Regions from separate parts of the Homo sapiens genome. Here all the other regions are linked to region 1. The links are chromatin loops, found by intact Hi-C in ENCODE. Cell type or tissue: Caco-2. All regions are shown on one strand. Links, peaks and the distances in the headings refer to the core of each region. The heading gives the core; the rest is flanking DNA. Region 1 has its middle 130 kb from the start of MIR4468. Region 2 has its middle 71 kb from the start of TRIM24. Region 3 overlaps LOC107986749 (a long non-coding RNA gene).

The links. Hi-C counts contacts between places; a loop is a spot of excess contacts. Peaks named below come from ENCODE experiments on the same cell type or tissue, not always from the same donor. Only the 100,000 strongest peaks of a DNase experiment are listed, where the experiment ranks them.
Region 2: a loop joins it to region 1, with 8 times the contacts of the local background. A loop is called at or near these places in 2 of 110 quality-filtered maps.
Region 3: a loop joins it to region 1, with 15 times the contacts of the local background. A loop is called at or near these places in 3 of 110 quality-filtered maps.

What each region holds. Positions count from the first base shown.
Region 1 is chr7:138,253,005-138,263,543 of GRCh38, forward strand. No RefSeq gene overlaps it. Among named protein-coding and RNA genes, the nearest start is that of MIR4468, 130 kb to the left of the region's middle. RefSeq lists a silencer at 1-76. In Caco-2, for the core only: no CTCF peak of the experiment used is centred there; a DNase peak (open chromatin) is centred at 4,657.
Region 2 is chr7:138,384,129-138,394,667 of GRCh38, forward strand. No RefSeq gene overlaps it. Among named protein-coding and RNA genes, the nearest start is that of TRIM24, 71 kb to the right of the region's middle. In Caco-2, for the core only: no CTCF peak of the experiment used is centred there; DNase peaks (open chromatin) are centred at 4,723 and 5,053.
Region 3 is chr7:138,162,616-138,173,154 of GRCh38, forward strand. LOC107986749 (a long non-coding RNA gene) reads left to right here. Exons shown (of 3, transcript XR_001745033.3): 2 at 761-887; 3 at 1,629-2,870. Among named protein-coding and RNA genes, the nearest start is that of MIR4468, 44 kb to the left of the region's middle. RefSeq lists enhancers at 1,200-2,399, 6,554-7,424, 7,506-8,181, 8,880-8,999. In Caco-2, for the core only: no CTCF peak of the experiment used is centred there; DNase peaks (open chromatin) are centred at 6,966 and 7,876.

The DNA of each region.
Region 1 (10,539 bases), core at 2,717-7,716:
TGGAGCAAGGCTCTCCTGTCTTCTGCAGATAACTACTCTCCTTTTGAGAGGCAGCTCTTGGCCTCTTACTGGGCTTTGGTGGAAACTGAACGTTTGACGGTGGGTCATCAAGTCACCCTGCGACCTGAACTGCCTATCATGAATTGGGTGCTTTCTGACCCATCTAGCCATAAAGTTAGTGGTGCACAGCAGCGTTCCATCATCAAATTGAAGTGGTATATACATGATTGGGTTCGAGCAGGTCCTGAAGGCACAAGTAAGTTACATGAGGAAGTGGCTCAAATGCCTATGGTCTTCCTTCCTGCCACCCTGCCTTGTCTCCCCTAGCCTGCACCGATGGCCTCATGGAGAGCTCCCTATGATCAGTTGAAAGAGAAAAAGAAGACTAGGACTTGGTTCACAGATGGTTCTGCATGATATGCAGGCACCACCGGAAAGCAGACAGCTGCAGCACTACAGTCCCTTTCTAGGACATCCCTGAAGGACAACAGTGAAGGAAAATCTTCCCAGTGGGCATTACTTTGAGCAGTGCACCTGGTTGTGCACACTGCATGGAAGGAGGATGGCCGGATGTGCGATTACGTACTAATTCATAGGCTGCAGTCAAGGGTTTGGCTGGATGGTCAGGGACTTGGAAGAAGGATGATTGGAAAATTGGTGACAAAGAAATTTGGGGAAGAGGTATGTGGATGGACGTCTCTGAGTGGTCAAAAACTGTGGAGTTATTTGTATCCCATGTGAGTGCTCACCAAAGGGTGACTTCAGCAGAGGAGGATTTTAATAATCAAGTGGATAGGATGACTCATTCTGTGGACACCACCCAGCCTCTTTCCCCAGCCACCTCTGTCATCACCCAATGGGCCCATGAACAAAGTGGCCACGGTGGTAGGGATGGAGGTCATGCATGGGCTCAGCAACATGGACTTCCACTCACGAAGGCTGACCTGGCTACGGCCACTGGTGAGTGCCCAATTTGCCAGTAGCAGAGACCAATACTGAATCCTCAATATGGCACCATTCCTAGGGGGGATCAGCCAGTTACCTGGTGGCACGTTGATTATATTGGACCTCTTCCATCATGGAAAGGGCAGAGGTTTGTCTTCACTGGAATAGAAACTTACTCTGCATATGGATTTGCCTATCCTGCATGCAATGCTTCTGCCAAGACTACCATCCGTGGACTCACATCCTTATCCATCATCATGGTATTCCACACAGCATTGCCTCTGATCAAGACACTCACTTTACGGCTAAGGAAGTGAAGCAGTGGGCTCATGCTCATGGAATTCCCTGGTCTTACCATGTTCCCCGTAATCCTGAAGCAGCTGGATTGATAGAACGGTGGAATAGCCTTTTGAAGTCACAATTACAATGCCAACTAGGTGACAATACTTTTCAAGTCTGGGGCAAAGTTCCCCAGAAGGCCATGTATGCTCTGAATCAGCATCCAATACATGGTACTATTTCTCCCATAGCCAGGATTCACAGGTCCAGGAATCAAGGGGTGAAAGTGGAAGTGGCACCACTCACCATCACCCCTAGTGATCCACTAGCAAAGTTTTTGCTTCTTATTTCCGCGACATCTACTAGTCTAGAGGTCACAGTTCCAGAGGGAGAAATGCTGCCACCAAGAGACACAACAAAGATTGCCACGTGGACACTTTGGGCTCCTCCTATCTTTAAGTCAACAGGCTAAAAAGGGAGCTACAGTGTTGGCCGGAGTGATTGACCTGAGCTATCAAGATGAAGTCAGTCTACTGCTCCACAATGGAGGTAAGGAAGGGTATGCACAGAATACGGGAGATCCACTAGGGCATCTCTTTGTATTACCATGCCCTGTGATAAAGGTCAATGGGAAACTATACAACAGCCCAATCCAGGCAGAACTACAAATGGCCCAGACCCTTCAGGAATGAAAGTTTGGTCACTCCACCAGGAAAAAAACACAACCTGCTGAGTTGCTTGCTGAAGGCAAAGGGAATACAGAATGGGTAGTAAAGAAGGTAGTCATTAATACCAGCTATGACTATGTGACCTGTTGCAGAAAGGAAAACTGTAATTGTCATGAGTATTTCCTTCTTCCTTTGTTAAAAACATGGTTGTGCATGTATACACTTGTACTTGGAAAATATCTTCATTTTATTTCCTTTTTCCTTTATCATGTGACATAAGATTTATTGACTTCATATCAGTATTTAAGTATTGTTAACTTTATGTAATAGCATTTGGGTTGAGGATTGGTGCATTTCTGGTTGTAAGAAGGACAGTTGTATTATGTTAGTCATAATTATGACTTTATTATTGTCTTTATCTTAAGATTATGTACAATCTCAGGAGATGTGTATGGGTTCCAGTTGACAAGGGGTGGACTTGTGATGGTTAATATTGTGTCAACTTGATTGGATTGAAGGATGCAAAGTATTGATCCTGGGTGTGTCTGTGAGTATGTGGCTGAAGGAGATTAACATTTGAGTCAGTGGGCTGGGAAAGGCAGACCCACCGTTAATCTGGGTGGGCACCATCTAATCAGCTGCCACTGCAGGCAGAATATAAAGCAGGCAGAAAAACATGAAAAGACTAGACTGGTTTAGCCTCTGAGACTACACCTTTCTCCCATGCTGAATGCTTCCTGCCCTCAAACACTGAACTCCATGTTCTTCAGCTTTGGGACTCAGACTGGCTTCCTTGCTCTTCAGCTTGCAGATGGCCTATTGTGGGACCTTGTGATCATGTGAGTTAATACTACTTAATAAACTCCCCTTCATATATATATACACACATATATATATATTCTATTAGTTCTGTCCCTCTAGACAACCCTGATTAATACAGACCCTCTGTCTTAGCTCCTTGACAGATACATGGACATGCCTTATAATTATCTCAATTATCTCCTCTCTGTCTTCTGAGGGATTTCTTTTTTTTTTCTCTCTCTCTTTTGAGGCGGAGTCCCGCTCTGTTGCCCAGGCTGGAGTGCAGTGGTGTGATCTTGGCTCACTGCAAGCTCCACCTCCCAGGTTCACACCATTCTCCTGCCTCAGCCTCCCGAGTAGCTGGGGCTACAGGTGCCTGCCACCACACCTGGATAATTTTTTTTGTATTTTTAGTAGAGTTGGGGTTTCACCATGTTAGCCAGGATGGTCTCAATCTCCTGACCTTGTGATCTGCCCACCTCAGCCTCCCAAAGTGCTGGGATTACAGGCGTGAGCCACCATGCCTGGCCCCGGGATTTCTTAATTAATTTCAGAGGTAGATGTTTATGGTTGCAAGGACCAGATGGCTCATGTCTTAGCAGCATAAAAGCCAAAGATGGGGCCTCACATTAGGTCTATTATGTTTTCAAGGAGACACACTAAGGAAAGGAGGATCAGGTGGCAACTACTTCCCTCCTCAAAGAAAATTTCAGCATCTTATCCTTATAAAGCATAAATGTTCAATATGATGTTGGATATGTAAGTCTGGAACTCTGGAGACAAAATTGAGAATTATAAGTATTTTATGCTATTCAAATGTCAGAAACACACTGGCAGAATTTCCTTCATCTAAACTGAAGCAGTCTGGGGTTACTGGAGCAGTCTTGTTGCTTGATGTACTACCCAGAATTCTTTGTCTCACGACCATGAAAATTAAAGAGCATGGACACCAAGGGTGAGGTTGGAGCAAAAGTTTAATAAGTGAAAGAAGAAAGCTCTCTGCAGCAGAGAGGTGGCCCAAGAGGGTTGTCGTTTCACAGCTGGATGTAAATGCTTTTATAAACAAGCTAATTGGGGCCAGGCACTGTGGCTCACACCTGTAATCCCAGCACTTTGGGAGGTGGAGGCAGATGGATCACCTGAGGCCAGGAGTTTGAGACCAGTCTGGCCAACATACAGTGAAACCCCATCTCTACTAAAAAACACAAAAGTTAGCTGGGCATGGTGGCGCATGCCTGTAGTCACAGCATTTGGGAAGCTGAGGCAGGAAAATCACTTGAACCCGGGAGGCAGAGGTTGCAGTGAGCCGAGATTGCCCCACTGCACTCCAGCCTGGGTGACAGAGAAAGACTCCCTCTCTCAAATAAAATAATTAAAAAAAAAAAAAAAGTTGGCTGGGTGCAGTGGCTCATGCCTGTAATCCCAGCACTTTGGGAGACTGAGGCGGGTGGATCACAAGATCAAGATATTGAGACCATCCTGGCTAACACGATGAAACCCCATCTCTACTAAAAAATACAAATATATATATATATATATATCAGCTGGGCATGGTGGCAAGTGCCTGTAGTCCCAGCTATCCGGAAGGCTGAGGCGGGAAAATGGTGTGAACCCAGGAGGTGGAGCTTGCAGTGAGCCGAGATCGCACCACTGCACTCCAGCCTGGGCGACAGAGCAAGACTCCATATCGAAATAAATAAATAAATTAAATTAAATTAAAAATACACAAGTTAATTGGGCAGGGTGTTTCATCTGCATAGGGTACGAAAAACTAGTTAGGGCTGGGTGTCGAGTTGGATAAGGCATGAATTCTTGTTAGTTCCACCCCACCCCTCTAGTGTGCATGTGGGTCCTAAGCCTGAGTTACTCCATATTCTTTCATTTCCCTTACTGCACACGTGTCAGGAGATGGAATTTTCCACCGCCGACGTGTCTGGTTCTACGTAACATTTTTATCTATACAGCTGCAGGCCTGTCTTAGGAAAGCCCCCTTGTGCAAGTTCCCTTATCTGAGTATGCCCAAAAAGGAAAGGAATGTGCTCAAGGAACCCATCGTATATAACTGGAGCTAGCTGGTTGCACAAGAGATAAAGGTGTTGGATCTTGCTTCCTTATCTGCACTTACAGCTTGATTTCTTCCAGGTTGCTCTTTTGATAAAAGGACTTCTACCACGGGACTTGTCCTAACTATTTGCCTAACCAGTTCCTTCCTCTCTCTTCCCTCAAAATGACCATGTTTAACATGACTCAAAAGTCATCAAAAACTCTTTCATTATGCTTCCTCCTGCTTGAGTTTGCAAGATTATGAAACTGCCTTTGAAAAACATTCTAACTGAGACAATGATTACAGTGAAAGAGATCTGACCTAACTGACTCCATCCTGTCCGTAACCTCCAAGCTGTCCTTGTCCATTCTTGGGGGTAGGCCAAACTAACTTTGGGAATAATTTAGTTTATGGTTTAGCTTTGAAACAAAAGTGATAACAGCCATTTCCCAAAACAAACTCCCTTCTTGTCTGGGGACAAGACTGCCTTTGCAGAACTAACAAATTAGCCACAAGATAAGAAATTATGATTTAGGAGTCATGCAGCTGGAGGCTGCAAGATTCTAAACCTACCCAAATTGCTCCTGGGGATAGCATCACTACTGTAAAACCTAAGATCAGTGCTTCAGATATTTTGCAGCTCCTGCACTTGATGGATCAGCCGGCACCACCCAGACAGATAATCCCACTCATCTGGTCTTGTGGCCCCTTCCCAGGAAGTGACTCAGTGCAAGAGGACAGCTTCGACTCCTATGATTTCATCTCCAATCTGAGTAATCAGAACCTCGGATTCACTGCCCCCCACCCACCCACCCACCAAATTATCATTAAAAACTCCTATCCTTGGCCGGGTACGGTGGCTCATGTCTGTAATCCCGGCACTTTGGGAGGCTGAAGCGGGCGGATCACCTGAGGTCGGGAGTTTGAGACCAGCCTGACCAACATGGAGAAACCCCGTCGCTACTAAAAATACAAAATTAGCCGGGCGTGGTGGCGCACATCTGTAATCCCAGCTACTCAGGAGGCTGAGGCCGGAGAATCGCTTGAACCTGGGAGGCAGAGGTTGCAGTGAGTCGAGATTGTGCCATTGCGCTTCAGCCTGGGCAACAAGAGCGAAACTCCGTCTCAAAAACAAAAGAAAACAAGAAACTTTTGTCCTCAAATTGTCAGGGAGATTGATTTGAATAATAACAAAACTTCAGTCGCCCACACAGCCAGCTCTGTGTGAATTACTTTTCCTGTATCACAATTCACCTGTCTTGACAAATCAGCTCTGTCTAGGAAGCAGACAAGATGAACCCGTTGGGCAGTTACAATTCACTTCAGTTTGTTCTGTTGGTTGGTTTGTTTAAGTATGAAAAACATTGCTTTGTTTTTTCGTTTCAGAATCTTTGAGTCCACGTGGAGGAAGGAAGGAGAAGAGGAGAAGACTGTTTTCCAGGATGGAAAGGGAGCCTCGCTTTCTCTTTAGGTGGATTACAGAAATTGGTTGAATTCTCCCTGCCCTGGAGAAAAGTCAATTTATTTTTTATGTTAAAGATTTAGGCTCTTCCTGAGGGCTACTATGAAAGAAAAGTAGGGAAGCGAGCTTTTATTTTGAGAACAAAGAGTGAGCCAAGAGTGTAAAGTTGATAAGAGGGTAGAAGGGAGTAGATGAAGGGGGAGGGGAAAAGAAATGGCCAAAGGGGAACTGGCCAAGAGAAAGAACACTACAGGACCTTGAAATGAGTGAAGAAAATGTGTTATACCTTTTCATCCCTACAGTGTCTACATACTAATCCCCAGAAACTCTGAGTGTCACCTTATAGTGCAAAGGGATGTTGCAGATGCCATTGAGTTAAAGATCTTGAGTTAGGAAGATTATCCTGAATTATTGGTGTGGGCCAAATGGAATCACAACTTTCCTTATAGGAGGGAGGCAGAACTTTGATGTAAACAGAAAAGAAGAATGCTTTACCTTACCAATTTTCTACATGGTAGCCTGTAACTTGACAACATTATAAAACAACTGGCTCTAAATCAACTTGAGTTATATTTTCAGAGCTTGAGGACCCTTTGAAACTGCCCTTCCAAAATTACAACAGTGAGAGAAATCGGACATGGCTGACTCCATCTTGCTTCTAGCCTCACAGGCTGGCTGTCTTTGCTCATTCCTGGGCGTGGGTCAAGCTAACTTCCAGAGAAATTTAGTTTACAGTTTAAATAACATTAGCCCTTACCAAAAACTAAACTGTTCTTGTAAAACTAATGAAAGGCTACCAAGTTAATGAGAGGGGCTTGAATTCTAAATAATTACCAGTCATTATTCCGGAGGTCATAAGATTTGCAACTTCCCCAATTACTCTTGCAGATAACATCACTATTGTAGAACCTAAGACTGGCCTTTTGAGGTGTCTTTTCAGGTTTTTGCATTTCTTTTTTTCTTTTATTTATTTATTTATTTTTGAGATGGAGTTTTACTCTTGTTGCCCAGGCTGGAGTGCAATGGTGCAATCTCAGCTCACTACAATCTCCGCCTCCCGGGTTCAAGCGATTCTCCCAACTCAGCTTCCCCAGTAGCTGAGATTACAGGCACCCACCATCATGCCCGGCTAATTTTTTGGATTTTTGTAGAGACCAGGTTTCATCATGTTGGCCAGGCTGGTCTCAACTCCTGACCCCAGGTGATCCACCCACCTCAGCCTCCCAAAGTGCTGGGATTACAGGCGTGAGCCACCACACCCTGCCATAAGCCACATGTTGATTGCACCACTGCAGTCCAAGTCCAGCCTGGGCAATAGAGTCAGACCCCTGGCTCTTAAAAAAAAAATTTTTTTTTTTTTTAGTAAAAAAATAGAAAACCGCGTGTTAACAAACTATTTTCTTTTAAACAGTTAGCCTCTTAAAAGATTTCAGCAGAGGCTTGTATAGTGGGGGTGCTTGGTAAGAAAGAATACCTTTTTTTCTGGCTAGAGAATGGTATTTTAAAGTTTAGATTTTACTAAGTGAGAAGGAAAGCCACTGGGGAGGTTGACCAGGGCAGTGAGGTGATCTGGGTATGTTTTAAAAGGACCTCCCTGGCTTTGTGTGAAGATGAGACTCTGGGAGCAAGAGGGCAAGCTGCCAGATCTGTTCCTATAGTCCTAGCAGGAAGATGGTAGCACATCAAGGGTGGGAGTGGAGAAGAGATGCAAAGCTATTGGATCTTCATCTACTTCAACTTCATTTACTTCAACGGTGGAGACAAATAGATTTGCTGATGTATTTGCTGTAATTATGCAAATGCAAGGCAAATGTCTTCATTTTGTTCTTTCGATGGAGAGGTTAAATAATGAAGGCTGTTTCCTTGGAGTCTGTGTGTCTCTAAGGCTTGGAGAAAAAGAGCACCAAGATACCAATGGAAGTATAACCAGCAGGCCTAGCACAAGCTGAGGGCTAAGAAATTGTCCAGCCGCAGGTTATAATCTACATTAGGCTTAGACAATTAACTTCTTAATTTCCTACTTTGCTGCCAACTTGTGGTTGCTGAATAGTCCTTTCTTTCATTAGCTGGTTCTCAATTCTCATAGGACTTTCTCATCCTCACTCTCCATACTGCCTATCCAGGCAATAATCATGTAACAGACAGGTCTCAGTATTCACACCCTTGCGTAATTGTAATCCTCTCCCACATAAACTATGGCTGACCTATAAAAGGATATTGTCTATACAAAGAGAGACCTATATAAGGATAACGATAGAGTGACCTATATGAGGAATGTGTCTTTCAAGACTAAGTCATAAAAGATATTTTGGCTTCCAACTTGCTGTTTCCTGGATCACTTGCTCTGGCCATACCAGAAGACACACCTGGGATATACTCAGGCAGCCTTATGATGAGTTCCATGTGCATGTGATAAAGAGCTGAAGCCTCCTGCAAGTAGCCAGCATCAGCTCACCAAGCACATGAGTGAGCCTCCTTGGAGGCAGATTCTCCAGCCCCAGTCAAGCCTTCAGATGACTGTATCCCAGCCAAATCTAGACTGTCATGTCACAAGAGATCCTGAGCCTGTAGCACCCACCTAAGCCACTCTCAAATTTCTGATTCACAAAAACTGTGTGAGATAACAAATCTTTATTGTTGCAAGTTGCAGCAACAGATAATCAATACACCCATGCATTCCCTTTGCTACCTCTGCTTTCTTCAGGGTCAAGGTAGAGGGGAAAGAATTAGAGAAGATAGAACTAAGAACTTACTTAATCAGTGCCATTATAATCCTGTTGGTGGTGCATTCCAAATACTGGCTCTCTCACTGAGATGCAGGTTACAAGTTCTTTGAGAGGTTCTTTTTTTGTTTTTTGGGTTTTTTTGTTTTTTTTTTTTTGAGACAGTCTTGCTCTGTCACCTGGGCTGGAGTGCAGTGGCATGATCTTGGCTCACTGCAACCTCTGCCTCCTGGGTTCAAGCAATTTTTGTGCCTCAGCCTCCTGAGTAACTGGACTACAGGCGCATGCCACCACGCCCGGCTAATTTTTGTATTTTTTTTTTTTTTTTTAGTAAAGATGGGGTTTCGCCATATTGGCCAGGCTGGTCTCGAACTCCTGGCCTCAAGTGATCCACTTGCCTCGGCCTCCCAAAGTGCTGGGATTACAGGCATGAGCCACCGTGCCTGGCCTCTTTGAGAGGTTCTTGCTTGAACCCTGACGTGGGCAATGTACTGTCTGGCTGTATGCTTGTAATGCCCTTTCCCCAACCCTGGCAGCTGCCTCTGATGGTGTGACTCACCATCTCCTATTTCTGAGGTCCTCTCACTCTAGCAGGCTCCCCTCTGGGATAGTCTACTTATAAGATTACCAAAAACCCAGACATCATTCCTTGTCCAATTAACTAACAAGAAACACATGTAAGCTTGCAGTGAAAGATGGTGGATATATAGGCAGCCAGCCCCTCTATTACCTTCTGTCTTCCAGGGAAGGGGGCACAAATTTCTAGACTCATGGACACTCCTAGACTACAGAGCACACATACCAAACTTTCCCAAGAACCTTCTCACCATGCTATACTCCAGTGACTTCTCCAGGATGGGCCCATGAGTTTTTGCAGTTCATTACACACCCAGCAGGGGAGAGAAATGTCTATTTCTTTTTTTTGTAAGCACCCCTAATCTTTCTAAACAATCTTGTTGAAGCCCTCTTCTGGCATGATGTGGGGAAAGAAATCCCCAGAGGCTGGCTCACGCCTGTAATCCCAGCACTTTGGGAGGCCAAGGCAGGGGGATCACCTGAGGTCAGGAGTATGAGGACCCAGACTGCATATTGGGTGCCTTTTCGAAAAATTTGAATTCACATTCCAACTGGTGGCCAAGAACATATTAAGAGTATTATTGGAAAAGTACAGTTGTCACAGAAATACAACTGCCCTTCTGAAGACAAACGAGACTCCAACTCTAAGTTCTACTCCTGCAAACTGCCCACACAGCCAGCCTCTGGGGATTTCTGTTTTTTTGTGTGTTTGTTTGGTTGGTTGGTTTTTGTTTTTTTGTTTTTTGGCTTTTTTGAGACAGAGTCTCACTCTGTCACCCAGGCTGGAGTGCAGTGGCGTGATCCTGGCTCACTGCAACCTCTGCTTCCCAAGTTCAAGCCGTTTTTGTGCCTCAGCCTCCTAAGTAGCTGGGATTACAGGCATGCGCTACCACACCTGGCTAATTTTTGTATTTTAAGTAGAGACAGAGTTTCACCATGTTGGTCAGGCTGCTCTCGAACTCTTGGTCTTGAATTCCTGACCTCAGGTGAACCGCCCACCTTGGCCTCCCAAAGTGCTGGGATTATAGGCATGAGCTGCTG
Region 2 (10,539 bases), core at 1,856-6,855, 130 kb after region 1:
AGATCGATGTTACAGTGAGCTATAATCACACCACTGCACTCCAGCTTGGCCAACAGAGTGAGACCCTGTCACAAAAAATTAATTAATTAATTAATTAAATTTAATTAATTAAATAAATATGTGGCCAGGCATGGTGGTTCACGTCTGTAATCCCAGCACTTTGTGAGGCCATGGAGGTAGATTGCTTGATCTCAGGAGTTGGAGATCAGCCTGGGCAACATGGCAAAACCCTGCTTCTACAAAAAATATAAAAATTAGCTGGGCATGATGGCAATTGCCTGTAGTCCCAGATACTCAGGAGGCTGAGGCTGGAGGATGGCTTGAGTCTGGGAGGTGGAGGTTGTGGTGAGCTGAGATCGTGCCACTGCACTCCAACCTGGGTGACAGAGTCAGATCTTGTCTCAAAAACAAACAAAAAATAAAATAAAATATCTAAGCTAGCACAGTGACACAGGCCTATAGGCTCAGCTACTTGGGAGGCTAAGGCAGGAGGACCACTTGAGCCCAGGAGTTCAAGGCTGTAGCGTGTGATAAATGCACCTATGAATAGCCACTGTACTCCAGCCTGGGCAACAAGGCAGGAGAGACTCTGTCTCTATTTAAAAAGGGGGGAAAAGAATAATCTAAGATAAAATTAACACAATACAGTACTACTTTTTTTCTCTCAAATAAGCAAAGGTTTCCTAACACAATCACATTTAATGCTAGCACAGATAAAGGGATACCATCACCCTCATGCATGCTGGTGAAAATTTCACATTTAAGAAAGCAATTTGGTGCTGGGTGCAGTGGCTCACGCCTGTAATCCCAGCACTTTTGGAGGCCAAGGCGGGTGGATCACCTGAGGTCAGGAGTTCAAGACCAGCCTGGCCAACACAGTGAAACCCCGTCTCTACTAAAAATACAAAAAAATTATCTGGGCGTTGTAGCACCTGCCTGTAATCCCAGCTACTTGGGAGGCTGTGGCAGGAGAATCGCTTGAACCCGGGAGGTGGATGTTGCAGTGAGCAGAGATCACACCATTGCACTCCAGCCTGGGCGACAGAGCAAGATTCCGTCTCAAGAAAAAAAAAAAAAAAGCAATTTGGCGAACTGATTTCCTTTAAAATTAATTAGAAAAGCCTGTTGATCAAGGAAAGGTAAGTTTATTAGAGGCACTGCAGTAGGGAAGAACATGATCTTGCCAGAATCCAGTAGTTTCTCAGAATGGGAAATTAGGACAGAATGTTTTTAGGGTTTCATTACCTGGGTTGGGTGATGTTTAAAGAAGGCCTTACAAAATGGGGGACTGTTGGGGATTGAGTATAGTTTATGGCATAACTTTTAATTGGTGGGTACAGTGTGGCAGCTGAGTCTTGATTTGTAGGTATGAGTCTTAATAAGTAAACTAATTTGTTGATTCATAAGATATTTCCTGCAGCGAGCAGCTGACTTGCTTTTACTTGTTCTCAGTTTTGTTTTGTTGTTGTTATTATTATTATTTTTTTTTTGGCCCAGGGTCTTGCTCTGTCGACCAGGTTGAAGTGCAGTGGTGGGATCAGGGCTCACTACAGCCTCAACTGCCTGAGCTCAAGCAATTCCCCAACCTCAGCCTCCTGAGTATCTGGGACCACAGATGTGCACCACCATGTCCCGCTTTTTTTTTTTTTTTTTTTTTTCCTTTAAGAAATGAGGTCTCGGCTGGGCGCGGTGGCTCTGGCCTGTAATCTCAGCACTTTGGGAGGCCGAGGTGGGTGTCTCCCCTGAGGTCAAGAGTTCAAGACCAGCCTGGCCAACATGGTGAAACCCCATCTCTACTAAAAATACAAAATTAGCCAGGCATGGTGGCACATGCCTGTAATCCCAGCTACTCAGAAGGCTGCAGCAGGAGAATCGCTTGAACCTGGGAAGCAAAGGCTGCAGTGAGCCAAGATGGCACCATTGCACTCCAGGCTGGACAACAAGAGCGAAACTCCATCTCCAAAAAAAAAAGAAAAGAAAAAGAAATGAGGTCTCACTATGTTGCTGAGGCTGGTCTCAAACTCCTGGGCTCAAGTGATCCTCCTGGGATTTCAGGTATGAGCCACAGCCCCTGGCCTACTGTTCCCAATTACTTATTTATTTATTTATTCATTCATTTTGAGACAGAGTTTTGCTCTGTTGCCCAGCCCAGAGTGCAGTGGTGTGATCTTGGCTCACTGTAACCTCTACCTCCCAGGTTCAAGCGATTCTCCTGCCTCAGCCTCCAAAGTAGCTGGGATTATAGGCGCCTGCTACCACGCCCAGCTAATTTTGTGTTTTCAGTTTCACCATGTTGGCCAGGCTGGTCTCGAACTCCTGACCTCAAGTGACCTGCTTGCCTCAACCTCCCAAAGTGCTGGGATTACAGGCGTGAGCCACCATGCTTGGCCTCAATATTGGTCTCAATATTGTTTAGCAGAGAGAAGGGTGTACGCTTCACCTTAGAATTATTTAGCTCTGGGACAGGAAGTATGTTTGGTCCCAGAATTGTTTAACTTGGGGAAAAGAAAATATGCCTGCTCCCAGTACTGTTTAATAAAGGGACAGGGAAAAACTTAGAATGCAATTCTCACATCAAAAGGCTCAAATGCTCCTTTAAAAAAAAAAAAGTATGTTTCTGTCATTTATTTTTACAGAGAAAAAAAAGAAAAAGTAATTATAAAAATAAAATAACAAAACAGCCTTAACTATCCTTCATATTATAGAGTCCTAGGATAAAGTTTACATACTCGCAGCTCAGGTTCTATCTAAAGCACTTTAACTGTGGTGATGTGAGATAATGTACCTTCTTTTGGGATTTCACACCAATGATGTAATCCATGAGCTAAATTTTTTCAAATGAATAAAGAAATATTCTTCATATTTAAAATATTTCTTACAATATTGCACTGCATACTTTCTGGTATTTTTGACCAGCCAGAGGGATGATATTCAACATATTTTAATAAGCAGCAGTGCATAGGTGTTGAACAAGCAGAATGTGAATGGGATGTAACAAAACCAGTTTTTTTTTTGTTTCTTTTTTTGTTTTTTTTTTTTTGAGATAGAGTCTCGCTCTGTCACCCAGGCTGCAGTATAGTGGCACGATCTCGGCTCACTGCAACCTCCGCCTCCCGGGTTCATGCCATTCTCCTGCCTCAGCCTCCCGAGGAGCTGGGACTACAGGCACCCACCACCACGCCCAGCTAATTTTTTTTTTTTTTTGTATTTTTAGTAGAGACGGGGTTTCATCGTGTTAGCCAGGATGGTCTCAATCTCCTGACTTCGTGATCCACCCACCTCAGGCTTCCAAAGTGCTGGGATTACAAAACCAGTTTTAATATACTAACATACACCAGAAAAATACCAACCTAGCTATTGCACAAGCAGACATCAAATCCACAAATCGATGAGAAAGAAGACTTCACCACCCACTACAGAATCGTAGTGAGCTTAACACAACATAAATTTATTCCTCATTAATGTTACACGTCTTTTTTTTTTTTTCCAATTTTATTTACTTTTTTTGAGACAGAGTCTCACTCTGGCAGGATCTGGGTTTGCTGCAACCTCCGCCTTCTGGGTTCACGCAATTCTCCTGCCTCAGACTCCCAAGTAGCTGGGACTACAGATGTGTACCACCACGCCCAGCTAATTTTTGTATTTTCAGTAGAAACGGGGTTTCACCATGTTGGCCAAGTTGGTCTCGAACTCCTGACCTCAGGGGATCTGACTGCCTCAGCCTCCCAAAGTGCTGGGATTATAGGCATGAGCCACCACACCCAGCCACTGATGTTACACTTCTACTGAGAGTTTATGGGGCTCTGCTGTGTCACTCAGAACCCACAATGATAGAGCAGTCATTACCTGGAATAATGCCAATCACTGTGCAAAAATGAAACAAAGCCATTGAGGTTCTCACATTAGCAATTATGGGTCACTTCTGCTCACAACTCATTTGTCAGAACTAGTAGCTAGACCCCACACAATCACAAGGGGCCAGCAAGCACAATTTTATATGCTCAAAAGGGGTTAACAAAACATATACTGAATGGCAGTAGTAACTACCACAGGATACCTATCATTGTCTGATGGGTTCTTCCTGCCTGCTGCACAGACAAAATCAATTCACTGATACAACTGCAGTATTGCAGTAAAGAAAGAATGTAATTAATGCAAGGTCAGCCAAACCGTAGGATGGGAGTTTTATTATTACTCAAATCAGCCTCCTGGAGAACTCAGAGGCTAGGGTTTTTATGGATAATTTGGCAGGCAGAGAGCTAGGGAATGGGTGCTGCTGATAGGTTGGAGATGAAATTATATAGGTGTGAGGCCGGGCGCAGTGGCTCACGCTTGTAATCCAGCACTTTGAGAGGCCGAGGCAGGCGGATCATGAGGTCAGGAGTTCAAGACCAGCCTGGCCAACATGGTGAAACCCTGTCTCTACTAAAAATACAAAAATTAGCTGGGCATGGCAATGGTTGCCTGTAATCCCAGCTACTCAGGAGGCTGAGGCAGGAGAATCGCTTGAACCCAGGAGGCGGAGGTTGCAGTGAGCCGAGATCGAGCCACTGCACTCCAGCCTGGGCAACTGAGCTAGACTCCATCTCAAAAAAAAAAAAAAGAAATTATGCAGGTGTGGAAGAAGTCCTTGTGAGCTGAGTCCATCATGAGTCATGGGTCTAGGTGGGGTTAGTCAGTGGCCAGAATGCAAAAGTCTGAATAACATTTCAAAAGACCAATCTTAGGTTATCCAATCCTGATGTTATCTACAGGAGCAATTGGGCAAGTCACAAATCTTGTGACCTCCAGCCCTATGACTCCTGAGCTAGTAAAAGATTATAGAAACTATGCCTATCTTATCAGAATTCAGGCCCCTCTCATAATCCTAATCTTGTGGCCTTTCATTAGTTTTACAAAGGCAGTTTGATTTTGGGAAGAGCTGTTAAAGCAAAGATGTTTGCTTTAAGGTTAAACTATAAACTAAATTCCTCCCAAAGTTAGCTTGGCCTATACCCAAAAATGATCAAAGACAGCTTGGAGGTCAGAAGCAAAATGGAGTCAACTGGGTCAGATGTCTTGCTGTCATAATCTTGCAAAGGCAGTTTCAGCATCACTGCCAATCATTTAGGCTAGAAAAGGGAGTTTGAGAATTCAGTGTCTTATCTGTGTAGTTTTATTTATCTGCTTCTCCTTATACGGGAGTGGGGGTCCAGGGAGGAAAGGTAGTAATGATTGACTTTGCTATTAGAATTTTTGAATAAAAAGAACAGACCTCAATCTCAAGGAGGGTTGAGGAAAAAGTGCAGTCAACTTGGGATAATGGATTAATATTAAGTTTAAAAATACTATTGAAAAATCTTTGTGACACTTTATACTTCCATGAATTCTAAATGTTTTTTGCACCATTTTCTCCAATGAACCAATTAATATAGTGCTTGGCAAGGGAGTAGCATCAATCTGGGCTGGGCGTGGTGGCTCAAGCCTATAATCCCAGCACTTTGGGAGGCCAAGCCGGGTGGATCACCTGAGGCTGGGAGTTTGAGACTAGCCTGACCAACATGGAGAAACCCCATCTCTAATAAAAATACAAAAAAATCAGCCGGGTGTGGTGGTGCATGCCTGTAATCCCAGCTACTCGGGAGGCTGAGGCAGGAGAATCGCTTGAACCCAGAAGGCGGAGGTTGTGGTGAGCTGAGATTGTGCCATTGCACTCCAGCCTGGGCAACAAGAGTGAAACCCCGTCTCAAAAAAAAAAAAAAAAGAATCAATCTGTTCTTTGGTCAAGAATTCCTTCTCAACAAAGAGTGCAAGGAAGGCATATCAGGCACAGAAAAGCATTATTTAATATCAATGAGTCAGTCCGGGCATAGTGGCTCATTTCCCTGTAACCCCAGCACTTTGGGAGGCCAAGGTGGGTGGATCACTTGAGGTCAGGAGTTTGAGATCAGCCTGGCCAACATGGTGAAACCCTGTCTCCACTAAAAATACAAAAATTAGCTGGGCGCAGTGATATGCGCCTGTAGTCCTAGCTACTCGGGAGGCCGAGGCAGGAGAATCGCTTGGACCCAGGACCGGAGTTTGCTGAGCTGAGATTGCGCCACTGCACTCCAGCTGGGGCGACAGAGTGAGACTCGGTCTCAAAAAAAAAAAAAAAAAAAAAAAATCCATGAGTCAATGAATGGAATAGAACTAATAACTCATACTGGGCTGGTTAGAATAGAAGACCCTGTAGGAAATAAAGGCAAGAGAAAGTTAGATTGATTGAGATCAGTCACCAGGGAGCGTCACCAGTGCCTTCCTTTCTTGTGTATAACATTTTATTCTAGGCCCCTTTCACCTTCTCCTGGGATTATCACAAAATATTTCTAGACATTGCATTTGCCTCCAATCTGCTTCTTTAAATGTTTTCTAATTATTAGGGCAATGTGTTCCTCAAATGTCACTTTCATTATATGAATCTGCAATTGTAATCTATGTTCATCCCTTCAGTCTCTTGAAGGCCCTATCCATTTAGCCTCATATTATCATTTACTTGGAATTTTACAGGTTAGTTAAGGCTATTATGAGGGATAATATTCACAAGTATTTTCTGAAAGTAGAAATAGGCTGGATACAGTGGCTCATGTCTATAACCCCAGCATTTTGAAAGGCAAAGGCAGAAGGATCGATTGAGGCCGTGAGTTCAAGACCAGCCTGGGCAGCATAGCGCCAGGCGCAGTGGCTCACGCCTGTATTCCCAGCACTTTGGGAGGCTGAAGTGGGTGGATCACTTGAGGTCAGGAGTTCGAGATCAGCCTGGCCAATATGGCAAAACACCGTCTCTACTAAAAACACAAAAATTACCTAGCTGTGGTGGTGCATGCCTGTAATGCTAGCTACTGGGGAGGCTGAGGCACGAGAATAGCTTGAACCTGGGAGGTGGAGGTTGCAGTGGGCCGAGATCACACCACTGCACTCCAGCCTAGGCAACAAAGCAAGACTATGTTTCAAAAAAAAAAAAAAAAAAAAAAAAAAAGACCAGCCTGGGCAGCATAGCAGAACTCTGTTTCTAAAAAAAAATAAATAAATAAAATTAAATTAAATTAAATTAAAATTAAAATAATTTTTTTTGTTTTGTTTTGCGATGGAGTCTCACTCTGTTTCCCAGGCTGGAGTACGGTAGTACGATCTCAGGTTAGTGCAACCTCTGCCTCCTGGTTTCCAGCGATTCTCCTGCCTCAGCCTCCTGAGTAGCTGGGATTACAGGCATGCACCACCACGCCTGGCTAATGTTTTGTATTTTTAATAGAGACAGGGTTTCACCATGTTGGCCAGTCTGGTCTCAAACTCCTGATCTCAGGTGACCCGCCTGCCTCGGCCTCCCAAAGTGCTGGGATTACAGATGTGAGCCACCGCAGCCACCCCCCACCAAAATTTTTTTAATTAGCCGGGCTGAGCACCATGGCTCACTCCTATAATCCCAGCACATTGGGAGGCCAAGGCAGGAGGATTGCTTGAGCTCAGGAGTTCTAGACCAGCCCAGGGAACATAGTGAGACTCCGTTTCTACAAAATTTTCTTTTAAAACTTAGCCAGGCATGGTGGCACACTCCTGTAGTCCTAGCTATGCAGGGGGCAGAGGTGGGAGGATTGCTTGAGTCCAGGAGGTTGAGGTGACAGTGAGTATGATTGCACCACTGCACTCCAGCCTGGGCAGCAAAGTGAGAACCTGTCACTAAAAAAAAACAAAAAAAAGTATAAATAGATAGTGTTCTAAATCACTGTAGAATGACTATAGTTAACAATAATGTATCATATAGTTTCAAATAGCTATAAGGCGGCTATTGAATGTTCCTAACACAGAAATGATATATAGTTAACAATATGTGGCCAGGCATGGTGGCTCAAGTCTGTAATCCTTTGGGAGGCCAAGGCAGGTGGATCACAAGGTCAAGAGATCGAGACCATCCTGGCCAACATGGTGAAACCCCATCTCTGCTAAAAATACACAAATTAGCTGGGTGTGGGTGTCTCAAAAACAACAACAACAACAACAAACAATATGTATCATTTCTGTGTTGGGAACATTCAATAGCCTCCTTATAGCTATTTGTTAACAATATGTATCATTTCTGTTGGAAACATCCATATAGTTAACAATATGTATCAATATGTATAGTTAACAATATGTATCAATATGTATAGTTAACAATAACTGTTGATACATTTGTATCATATCATTTCAAATAGCTATAAGGAGGCTATTGAATGTTCCCAACACAGAAATGATACATGTTTGAGATGATGAATATGCTAATAATCCTGATCTGGTCACTATATATTATATGTATCAAAACATCACTAGGTATCCCATGAATATGTACAATTATTGCCAATTGTTTTAAATGGAGGAGAATAATGGCTATCATAAAAAAAAAACAAAAGATAACAAGTGTTGAAGAGGATGTGGAGAAAAGGGAGCCCTTACACACTGTTGGTGGGAATGTAAATTAGTACAGCCATTATGGAAATCAGTATGGAGGCTCTTCCAAAAATTAGAAATAAAATTACCATATGATCTACCAATCCCAATACTGGGTATATATCCAAAGGAAATGAAATCAGTATGTCGAAGAGATATCTGACTCTCATGTTTGTTGCAGCACAATTCACAATAGCCAAGATAAGTAATCAACCTAAGTTTCCACCAACAGATAAATTAATAAAGAAAATGTGGTATCTATACATGATGGAGTACAATTCAGCTATGAAAAGGAATGAAATCCTGTTATCTTATTTGACGTGGATGAACCTGGAGAGCTTATGTTAAGTGAAATAAGCCAGGCACAGAAAGATAAATACCATATGATCTCACTCATATGTGAAATCTAAAAATGTGTTCACATAGAAGTACAGAATACAACAGTGTTTGCCAAAGACTGGGGAAGGGAGGGGCTGGGGAGAGTAAGAATGAGATGAAGCAGGGACTCCTCTTAGGGGCCTGTTGGACACCCCCCCAAGCATGGAAATAAAGGAAAACCTTGAGTTCCTTCAAGGGAAACTCCAGGCACCCAGCTAGCCTTGAGAAGTAAATGAACTGGATAAGCAAGAAGGTAATAGTAGCTTAAAGCAATAGCCAAGAAAGTTCAAGTCACAAAATGATTGATTCCAAATAAAATTTAAAGACAACATCTTAACGTTTGTCACTGAGATGTTTCTCAGAAACCCAGACCCCCACCAGAAGTACAGAAGTTCTTTCTGAACTTCTTCCTGAGGGACCTGGGGGAAGTCAAACCCACAGGCTACATCTAAGATTCTTTTCTGAGGACCCCAAGCTTTAGACAAAGCTTCCCTTCCTTCCTTCCTTCCTTAACCAGTTGCAAATGGAACAATCTTTGAATCTCCCTAAGACCTATAAGTAGCCCCCCCACCTCACCCCTGCCATATGGTTTTGATCTGTGTCTCCAACTAAATCTCATGTCAAATTGTAATCCCAGTGTTGGAGATGGGGCCTGGTGGGAGGTGATTGGTGATTGGATGGTGGGGGCAGATTTCCCTTTTGGTGCTGTTCTTTTTTTTTTTTTTTTTTTTTGAGACGGAGTCTCGCTCTGTCCCCCAGGCTGGAGTGCAATGGCGCGGTCTCGGCTCACTGCAAGCTCCGCCTCCCCGGTTCACGCCATTCTCCTGCCTCAGCCTCCCGAGTAGCTGGGACTACAGGCGCCCGCCACCACGCCCAGCTAATTTTTTGTATTTTTAGTAGAGACGGGGTTTCACCATGTTAGCCAGGATGGTCTCGATCTCCTGACCTCGTGATCCGCCCGCCTCAGCCTCCCAAAGTGCTGGGATTACAGGCGTGAGCCACCGCGCCCGGCCAGATTTCCCTTTTGGTGCTGTTCTTATGATAGTGAGTGAGTTATCATGAGATCTGGTTGTCTAAAAGTGTACAGCACCTCCTCCACCCGCTTCCCCCAGCTCTGGCCATGTGAAGACGTGCTGCCTGCTTCCCCTTTGCCTTTGCCATGATTTTAAGTTTCCTGAGGCCTCCCCAGCCATGCTTCAGCCTGCAGACTGTGAGCCAATTAAACCTCTTTTCTTTATAAATTACCCAGTCCCAGGTACTTCTTTATAGCAGTGCAACAACGGACTAATACACCCGCCTTTAAGATATCCCACCACTTTAGGCCAAAGTATAACCTCCATGCATTGATTTACAATTTTGCCTGTAACGTCTGCTTTCCTGATCTGCACCCCACCATTAAAAACCCTCGCGTGTACGTATGGCGCGGTGGCTCATCCCTGTAATCCCGGCGCTTTGGGAGGCTGAGGCGGGTGGATCACCTGAGGTCAGGAGTTCCAGACCAGCCTGGCCAACATGGCAAAACCCCGTCTCTACTAAAAATACAAAAATTAGCCGGGCGTGGTGGCGCATGCCTGTAATCCCAGCTACTTGGGAGGCTGAGGCAGTAGAATCGCTTGAACCTGGGAGGCAGAGGTTGCAGTGAGCCGAGATGGCACCACTGTACTCCAGACTGGATGACAGAGCAAGACTATGTCTCGAACAAACAAACAAAACCCTTGT
Region 3 (10,539 bases), core at 3,939-8,938, 89 kb before region 1:
GACAATTCTGTTAAAAACCCATTATATTATGTCACATGAAAAATGAAAAATTCACATTGTATATGTAACATAATAATAATGAAGGATGAAAGGGAAGAACTTCTGCTTGGAAAAATGACTGAAAACATACAATGAATATTAAAAACTGTGAGGCTTTGAATGGATTTTTTTTCCTCTTTCCACATTTAAGGGCTTTCTACTTCTTAATCAGAACTTATTACTAGGTCATAAACTTATGAAAACATTGAAACATTGTATTTTAGAATGTGTTTTAATTTTCCTATAGCAATTTCATTGCTTTTCACTTATGTTACAAATGTAAAACATTTAGCATTTTATTAGAATCATTTGAAATCATGAACTTCTCAAACAAAATATTTTAATTCATTTAATTGTTAAATAAATTGCAATATGCTTGCTCTAACAGGAAAAAAACTTTTTCAAAATCTATAAATAAGAAACTACTATTAAAACAGTTTTCATTTGATATTCCCTGTGAATTAAAGTATTATTTAAGGGTATCAGAAAGGAAGTATTACATTTAACTTCCAGTCAAACCCAGTTTCTGGTTATTTTATAAAAATATCTATTAATACGAGGAATTTTATATCTTTATCTATATATAGATATAGATACTGATAGATATATATTCATTGAGAAAGCTGCTTATAATTTGAGAATATTAGTCATGGAGTTTTCACACATTTACTGGTTTCGTACTACCACATGTTTTCCTCCTGCCTCTCTTTTCCATCTTTAGCTTAAAAAAGGGAAAGAAGAGGAGGAGGAGGAGGAAGAGGAGAAGGAGGAGGAGGAAGCAGAGAAGGAGGAGGAGGAGGAGAAAAGGATTTGAAGAAATTGAATCAGTTCTGGAACAGCAGACACAGGTAACCCATGCAAGTTAATCATTTGGGACACTTTATAAATGATTGTCCACCGTTGATTGACAAGAGCCTGTGTCACTGACTGGAAAGGATAGAGGAGGGTCACTGATGAAAGCACCCTGCTCATTCTCCTCCAGGGCTGCTCCACTGTGGTGACCCCAGCATTCAACACCACACTCAGCATAGTGAATTTCTGTGGGACTATTAAGAATTATGGTTCTAGAAACATACTTAATAATATGAAAACATGTTCAAATTATGTCATTATGTGTGAGAAAAATTATGATACTGAGATAGATGACAAACCCTCAATGAGGTTCTCAATGATTAAGAACCATCATCTCTGTCATCAATTAATTAGCTCAAGTGTAAGTATTTTCTGATTTTTTCTTACACATTGCAAATATTTTCTGCCAAATTGTTGTTTGTGTGCATTGGGAAGTGGGATGGGGGGGTTGTAGAGACAGGTGTCTCACTGTGTTGCCCAGGCTGGTCTTGAGCTCCTGGACTGAAGAGATCCTCCTGCTTGGCTTCTCAAAGCGCTGGGATTACAGGTGCAAGCCACTGCACCCAGCCAAACTGTGGCTTTTTAACAACATTTTGTTTGTTTTCTTTTTTTTCCTCTTTTTTTTTCCCTTTTAACAACATTTTTAATGATATCTTTTGTCATTGCTTAATATTTTGCTTTTATCTAATTAAGTTGCTCAATCTTTTCTTTTTCTAACTCTGGGTTTCATGTTGAAGGAATTCAGGACATGCTACCCCAAAATGTGAAAACTTGGCATTTGAGAAGACAGCAGAAGCAGGAAGGTCACGCTCACTACCTCCCCCACAATGCTCTACTCCCCTGAAACAGATCATAAAACCTAGGAAGGATTTCCTGACCATCCCCTCAAGTAGGTCTTATGACCCTCATGTGAGAGGTGCCCTCCCTATACCCAGAAGATAGCAACATCCTCATTTCTGAAGATACAAGGACAAAGAGAAGAGTTTGAACAAACGGCTTCCTAAGTTCTCCCCAGTTTATTAACATTATGTTACAGTCTCACCAACGCACCGCAATGTAGCAGTCTCTCGTTTGAGGTATCACCCTGAGTTCTCGGTCTCACAACCATGACAATTAAGGAACATGATCACCAAGGGTGAGGTTGGAGTGGAAGTTTAATAAGCAAAAGAAGAAAGTTCTCCACCACAGAAAGGGGCCCAAAAGAGGGTTGCCATTTTTACAGTTGAATGCAAAGGCTTTTATAAGAAACCAGTTAGAGCTGGGCATCTCATTTGCATGAGATGCGAATTTCTGGTAGCTCCACCCCATCCTCCTAATGCACATGTAGGCCCTTAGCTTGAGTTACTCCGTATTGCTTTGTTGCCCTTACTGCACATGTGTCAGGGGATGGAATTTTCCATTACGGGCATGTCTGGGCAAGTCACCTGTGTAGGCTTTCTTATCTGTGTGGCTGTGGGCATGTCTTAGGCAAGTGCCGCTGTGCAAGTTCCCTTATCTGTGCCTGCAGCTTGATTTTTCTGGCTGTTCTTTTGTTTGAAAAGATTCAACCAAGGACCCACCATAACTGCCTGCCTGACTGGTTTCTTCCTCCTTCCTCTCTCAATGATATCATTCTCCCTTTGTTCAATCATATTTCTTCATCAAACCTAGCATAAAGAATATACAAATTTATGCATTTGGGGGAGGTCTTCCTTTCCTTATGAAGGCTTCCATACCACGTATAAATAATATGTGTATGATTTTCTCTTGTGAATCTGTATTTTGTTATAGGGGCCTCAGCCATGAACCTAGAGATTAGTGAGCAAAAATTATTTTTTTCTCAAGTGTTTCTTGCTTGAGATGATTTTCTTATCCCCAAGATTAAAATATTATGTGTTTCTTCCATGATTTTTATGGTGTTTATATCTATTTCTTTAATCTTTCTAGAATGTACTTTTGTACATGCTGAAAGGTAGAATTAATTTTGCAAAAAGGAAAAAGCTACTTGCTACTTTTACTATAATTATAATTATATAATTATTATTAAGGTTTTTTCTTTCTTCTTTCTTTTTTTTTTTTTTTTTTTTTTTTTTTTTTTTTTGAGATAGGGTCTCACTCTGTCACCCAGGCTAGAGTGTAGTGGTGCAATCTGGGCTCACTGCAACCTCTGCCTCCCAGGTTCAAGTGATCCTCCAAACTCAGCTTCCCAAGTAGCTGGGACTACAGGCATGTGCCACCACAATTATTATTTCATTAGACCCTCTCTGGATCTTGTTCCATCTCTAATATCTCTGCCAAATGCTCCGAATCAGGTAGATATATTTAAATTCTAGCTGGTGCAAAGAAGGAATAATTTGAAAAAGAAGAAATAATTTTAATGCACATGCAAGTAATATACGTATTCATCTAGTTACTTGCATGCATTTGTGGCCAAAAGCCATGAATCATATAAAGAAGTAGCTGCAGCCAGGCACGGTAGCTCATGCCTGTAATCCTAGCACTTTGGGAGGCCAAGGGCGGGGGAGGGGGTGGATTACCTGAGGTCAGGAGTTCGAGACCAGCCTGGCCAACATGGTGAAACCCTGTCTTTACTAAAAATACAAACATTAGCTGGTCATGGTGGTGGGTGCCTATAATCCCAGCTACTTGGGAGGCTGAGGAGAATTGCTTGAACCCAGCAGATGGAGGTTGCAGTGAGCTGAGATTGTGCCACTTTACTCCAGCCTGGGTGAAACAGCAAAACTCCATCTCAAAAAAAAAAGTAGCTTCAATGCTGTTTTCAAGATACTTAAGCCAATTTGGTCATACACCCTTATTAGTTGCTTTATGATTAGCTCTCCAAAGCTTCCAGTAATTAGAATTTGGTGACAACCATAGAGACTTCAATTCCAAATGGTATGTTATAATGAAAGCAAATTTCAGACCTCATTCAGCCATGGGTATAAATATGTATTAGCAATCAGGCCCTCCAAATAGTCATACTACCCGTTTTATAAGCTTGATGAAGTCTTAGCTCTCTGACCTTTCAGTGTTCCCACAGAACCTTATGAGCGTCAGAGACAGGAGGACCATGTTCCAGCTTTGGAGCAGGATTAACTAACTCTCAAATGAGAGTCAGGTGAAAAATTCTCTCACTACAGTCTAGAATTTCAAGCCTGGAGAGATAATTCAAACAGTCTAGAATTTCAAGCCTGGAGACATAATTCAAAATGAATAGACAGGCTAGCTGGACTTTTACACCTCATTTATGCAAAGGCAAGAGTATCCATAAGACATTTTTATCCAATCCACATAAAATTGAATTCATTTTACCAGTAAAAAATCATTTCTAACATCCCTTATGCTAATTAACAAACCCCCTGGGATTGATATGAGATAAAGACGACTGGAGCCATAATCTAATCCTTCTGGAATGTGGCTTCTGAATGGAGAATTTCTTTTTTTGTGTGTGAGATGAAGCCTCACTTTGTTGCTGAGGCTGGAGTGCAGTGGCACGATCCCGGCTCACTGCAACCTCTGCCTCCCAGTTTCAAGCGATTCTCCTGCTTTAGCCCCCACCAAGTAGCTGAAATTACAGACATGAACCCAATGCCTAGCTAATTCTTTTTTTGAATTTTTAGTAGAGACGGGGTTTTGCCATGTTGGCCAGGCTGGTCTCGAACTCCCGACTTCAAGTGATCCACACCCACCTTGGCCTCACAAAGTCCCGGGATTACCTGCGTGAGCCACCAAGCCAAGCCTGAACTGACAATTTCAAATATTAACCTACCATCCAGGAGTATATTTTTCCTGAGAGAGTTCAGAAATATCACCCCAAAATATGCAGCATTGGTATGCTGATTACTTCAAACTGAAGTCATTTGGGAAATGCCAAACGCACAGAGGGGCTTTTCCTGAATTTCCCTTATCTGACTAAGTGCAGATTCTCCAGAAGGAAGCCAATTGTCAAGAAATGCTTCCTGGGGATTTTTATCTATCCGTGAAGATTAACACACAACAGAAGTCAAACCTAGAAAAAGCTGGAGGTTAGCACCTCCTACAGACAGGATATAACCTATTCTTCTGAAGGCTGATTCGTACTTTTCATAATCATTTACTCTCCCTAGGTTGCCTACATACTCCCCTTCCCTCTCTCTTATGAAGGGAATATAAAAGCTTTTAGGTCTCATTGAGTTATTGGGTAGTTTCTTAACTTCCATGTGATGCCTTTCTGCATGTTAATAAAATGTATATATATATTTTTTTCTCCTTTTAATCTGTCTATTGCCAGCTTATTTCCCCAGACTTTCAGCCTCAAATCTTCAGAATGGAGGAGAGGACTTCCTTCACCCATATATCCAAATTATGTAACTCCCTGATGGGTTCTCCTTGCCTGCTGCACACACAAAATCAACTCTCTGAGACCATGCCATTGCAGTAAAGAAAAGAGTTTGATTGACACAAGGCTGGCCACACCACACAGGAGACTGTTATCACTCAACTCAATCTCCCCAAAGGCTCAAAGATTAGGGTTTTTCCCAGGATCTTTTGATGAGCAGGGGCCTAAGGTAGGGGCATACTGATTGGTTGGGTCAGAGATGAAATCATAGGGAATCAAAGCTGCCCTCTTATGGTGGGTAAGTTCCTGGGTTGGGGCCACAGGACTGGTTGGCAGGTCCAGGTGGGGCCATCCATTGTCAGAAATGCAAAAACCTGAAAAGACATCTCAAAAGGCCAGTCTTAGTTTCTACAATAGTGATGTTGTCTGCAAGAGTAATTGGGGAAGTTGCAAATCTTACGACCTCCATAATAATGGCTGGTAATTATTTAGAATTTAAGCCCCTCTCATCCTCCTAACTTCATGGCCTTTCATTAGTTTTACAAGAATCGTTTAGTTTTGGGGGAAGGTTATTATCATTTAAACTATAAACTAAGTTTCTCCCAAAGTTATCTTGGCCCACACCCACGAATGAGCAAAGCCAGCCAGCCTGTGAGGCTAGAAGCAAGATGCAGTCAGCCACGTCCAATTTCTCTGTCATACTTTTGCAAAGCCAGTTTCAGTCAGGGCTCTTCAAATGCCCAACTAACTATTCCTAAGTAAAGAATGAAAGCAACTAGAACACATCACACCACACTATCCATGCTGAAGCATTTTAAAGTAAACGTAAAGATAATCTAATGTACAGACACCTTCATTTTTCCCATGGTGATTTCTCTGGGATATTGTTTTGTATTTCCCTGTCTGACTTGTGGCAACATCTGTATTTCTGTAATTATAAAAGGTAAGACTCACTATTTGACTTTGAGAGGAACATTTGAGACGGCACGGTGGCTCAAGCCTGTAATCCCAAAGCTTTGGGTGGCCAAGGCAGGTGGATCGCCTGAGGTCAGCAATTCAAGAACAGCCTGGCCAACATTGTGAAACCCCATCTCTACTAAAAATATAACAATTAGCCAGGTGTAGTGGTGCATGTCTGTAATCCCAGCTACTCTGGAGGCTGAGGCAGGAGAATCGCTTGAATCTGGGAGGTGGAGGTTGCAGTCAGCCAAGATTGTGCCACTGCACTCCAGCCTGGGTGACAGAGTGAGACTCAGTCTCAAAAAAAAAAAAAAAAAGAACATTTGATTAAGGCCTGGGGATTGCTATGGGAGCCCAAATCCACTTTTGTCTTAGCCTCAGCCATTATGAATAACAAACACCCTCTTCTCAACAGTCTGTGATTCCCATGGGGAGGCTGGATGTTGGGAAAGCTGCCTCTCTCAGTTTGGCTTATTTGTTGGCTTATCAGAATCTTCTAAAGGAAAAGACCTCTCCTGTTCTTTCTCCTAGGAGGAAAAATTACTAGTCATCTTCCCAAATGTAGCACCCTTAGATTGCATTCCCATAAAGATTTCTCTCTAGCTTCTGTATTTTCTCACCCTGTTGACCTTAATCAGTAACAAAGGCTTTTATAATACTACTACTGCATTGCCCCCGACCTCAAGTTTAGAAACTCCTTAGCTCCCTTGCCTCTGGGCAGGTCTGTCTATTGCATTGCACAAAAGAAGAAGAAAGAAAGAGTAGAGAAAGGAATGTCTAGCCCTAAGCTTTCTTTTGCATTTGTATGCTTGGTGGCCTCGGAATCCCCCAAAGCAGTCAAAGGTAAATAATCCTTTGGTCTTTTCTTCCTTTGTTCTCTGAACTGAGACTTTACTCCCGAGGAGATTTTCTTCTCAGATTAGACTTGGAGAGGTCTTTTTTTTTCTCCTTTGCTTAGATGATTTGAACTGATAATTTGCATCTACAAAGGCAACTGAGAAATACTGAATGACTAACACTCCCACAGAAGACTCTGTGGAGGCGCTCCATTCTGTAATCTTTCCTCTGCTCCAGGAGACCTCCAAAGTAAATGGAAACCAAAAAGCAACATTTTCAGGGCCAAGTTTATTTTAATATTGTCTCTGGATACTTCTCTTTACAATCAATCAGGTTTTAAGTCACCAACCTTAAAACCAGCACTCCTCTCCTCTGGTTTAAAAAAAAAAAATCAGATAATTTTAACAAAAATAAACAAACAAGACATAGGATTTTAAAAAAATTAACTCCCTATTACAAACAAAAGAAGGGCAATGTAGTAAAGGCTCAAGCGAAAATCTCAGCCCAGCCCACCCCACCCCTAATAGAGTTCCTCCATAAAGCATAGATTTTTTTTTGTAGCAAAATATATATGCACTTTATTCTCAGTGAGGTAAAGGAAAGCATTACTTTTCTTTGTTAAACCAGAATAGACTTTCCTAAGAGAAATAATACGACAAAACTCACTGCAACTGAAATAAAACATATAAAATGAAGAGATGACAAAGATGAAAGGAAAGCAAGCATTACCAAGGAAATCAGAACAAATGGAACAGAAGCAAAATCAAAGTTATCATACCCCCGCCAAAAAGAAATCCTATCAAAAGAAAACAGATAATGGATTGTGAAAGATCACCATACTGTGGGGGAGGGGGACGTGAACAAAGAACAGTGCTCACACATACCTTGGGAATAGTTTTAAATTCCAAACACAAAGGCAGCAGGGACCCTGCAGATGTGAATAAGCCAGCAGCTTTCTATTGAAGAATTTATGAGGTTCTCTTAGACCCTTCATCTAGCACCTAATAACAGTGCCACCTTTGCCTGAAAACTATCCTGCCTCCCTCAAGCATAGCCATCAAACACATCATAAAAGGAGAGCTTCAGGCTTCAGGAAACACCAGATAATGACAGAATTCTGTGAAAATCAGAAAGTATTAGCTTTGATTTCGTCAGGCTGACAGTACCGATAGACATGTAAGTTACACTTGTATTTAATAAGAAGCTTGATGAAATTCAAAATACTGAGCTGGCCATTCTCTTTCTCAGTGCAATTGAGAGTCGGCTAGAGAACATTTGCCTTCTGGTGATAATTATGTCGTTAAAAAAGAATCAGGCAAGACAAAAATGTTTCCAATTGAACATATATGTTTGCCACTGTTCATCTACAAATTTCACTAAGAATAATAGTAAAGTAGTAGGACTCATAAGCCCAAATGGCCAAAGAGAATAGGAGTGCGGAGGACAAAAGGCATCAACCCAAAACTGGGAGCTGGAATGAAGAGGAAAGATTGGCAACTGGTGTAACAGACCAGAGAGCACTGTTAAAATAATTTAATAGGAGGCAGTTAGGGGTGGCTCTGAAGTCCTAGGTTCCTACATGAGCAAACCAAAACCTAACCCAAATACATCTGTTTGTGTGTTTGTTTGTCTGTGTGTTTGTTTGTTTAAATAGAGACAGAGTCTCAGTATGTTCCCCAAGCTGGTCTTGAGCTCCTGGACTCAAGTGATCCTCCCAATTCAGCCTCCCAAGTAGCCAGGACTACTGGCATAAGCCACTGCACTGGGCTCTCTTTTGTAAGTGACTAGCTTAAAGGAAAATGAAACTGAAGCTTAACCACTCTGAAACTGCCATCTAACCTCAAACTCGAACTACTTTCCACTGGAATGATCCAAATATGGCTACTGCTCCACTTTCACCTACCAAATATTGTCTTGCCCTGGTTCCACATTTACCTTATAAAAGCCTTTCACTCCTGCGTCTTCTGTCCGGTACTGTGATCTGGAGCTGTCCAACCCACGCACTGCTGTTTGTTCAAGTAAACTCTTTAAAATTTTAATGTGACAGCCAAGCACAGTGGCTCATGCCTGTAATCCCAGCACTTTGGGTGGCAAAGGCGGGCGGATCACCTGAAGTCAGGAGTTCGAGACCAACCTGGCCAACATGGTGAAACCTCGTCTCTACTAAAAATACAAAAATTAGCCAGGCATGGTGGTGCAAGCCTGTAATCTCAGCTATTCAGGAGGCTGAGGCAGGAGAATCACTTGAACCCAGGAGGTTGCAGTGAGCCGAGATGGCACCACTGCACTCCAGCCTGGGTGACAGAGTGACACTCTGTCTAAAATAAAATAAATTAATCTGCCTCAGTTTATCTTTTAGCAGTTCTGAAATCAAAGTGCCTAAAAGGAGTCCACCCGGATATGTGGAAGCAAGAGGGAGTTAATGACAATGGATTCACAATGCTGAAGCTCGAAAATTCTGGGAATTTGAGGCCCCAAGACACCCCATAGGTGGGGTACAGGTGGGTCAAAAAACAGGAGAATTGCTAGAATCTGTTTGTAAAGTAATGGGATGAAGCAGGAAGGCCATAGCCAAAACAGTGATGACTCCTGTGTACAGAGCTGGCCTGCATGGGAGCCGCTGCATAGCCATGGCTCAGAGCTACCTGGCAGAGAGTGACTCAGAGATGGAAAGAGCCCCAAACTCCTATTCTGAGTCACCTGAAGATGGCGGAACTTGGAAAGCCACCCTTAGACCACAGCTGAGCCTGAGTCCTGCATAGGGGTGACCCCAAAATGAAATCAATAGGAAGATATTATGGCCAGAAACATGCAGGCCTGTCAGATTTTCATTCTGATAGTGTGGTATTAGGTTTCTGCCTATAGGTCCTGGCTCATAACTCCCATAACCCTTGTTTCAGTAAACAGAATCTTGCTCTCCGGCTGGGCGCAGTGGCTCACGCCTGTAATCCCAACACTTTGGGAGGCCAAGGCGGGCGGATTACCTGAGGTCAGGAGTTCGAGATCAACCTGGGTAACACGGTGAAACCCTGTCTCTATTAAAAATACAAAATTAACTGGGCGTGGTGGCACATGCCTGTAATCCCAGCTACTTGGGAGGCTGAGGCAGGAGAATCACTTGAACCTGGGAGGCGGAGGATGCAGTGAGCCGAGATCGCACCATTGCACTCCAGCCTGGGCAACAAGAGTTAATCTCTATCTCACCAAACAACAACAACAAAAAAGCCAGAATCTTGCTCTCTGACCTTCTCCTTGACCTCTTTGCACCTGCCCAAGGCAGAACTCTCATGTGACTATGGGTCATGAGACCCTCATTTCAGAAGGGGTTCTGCCCTGTACTCTGGAAGAAGGAATACTGCCCATAGAGGCCAAGAAGAATCTGAACAGACAGGCCTTACTGGGTTTGGATCATACCCTGTTATTCAATCACATCTCTACATGGCTGTCAATTATGCCTATCCAATGAAGTCTTCATAAAAGGCCCAAGAGGACTGGCTTTGGAGAACCTCCAGGTACCTGAAAACATGGAGGTTCCTAGAGGGTGATGAACCCAG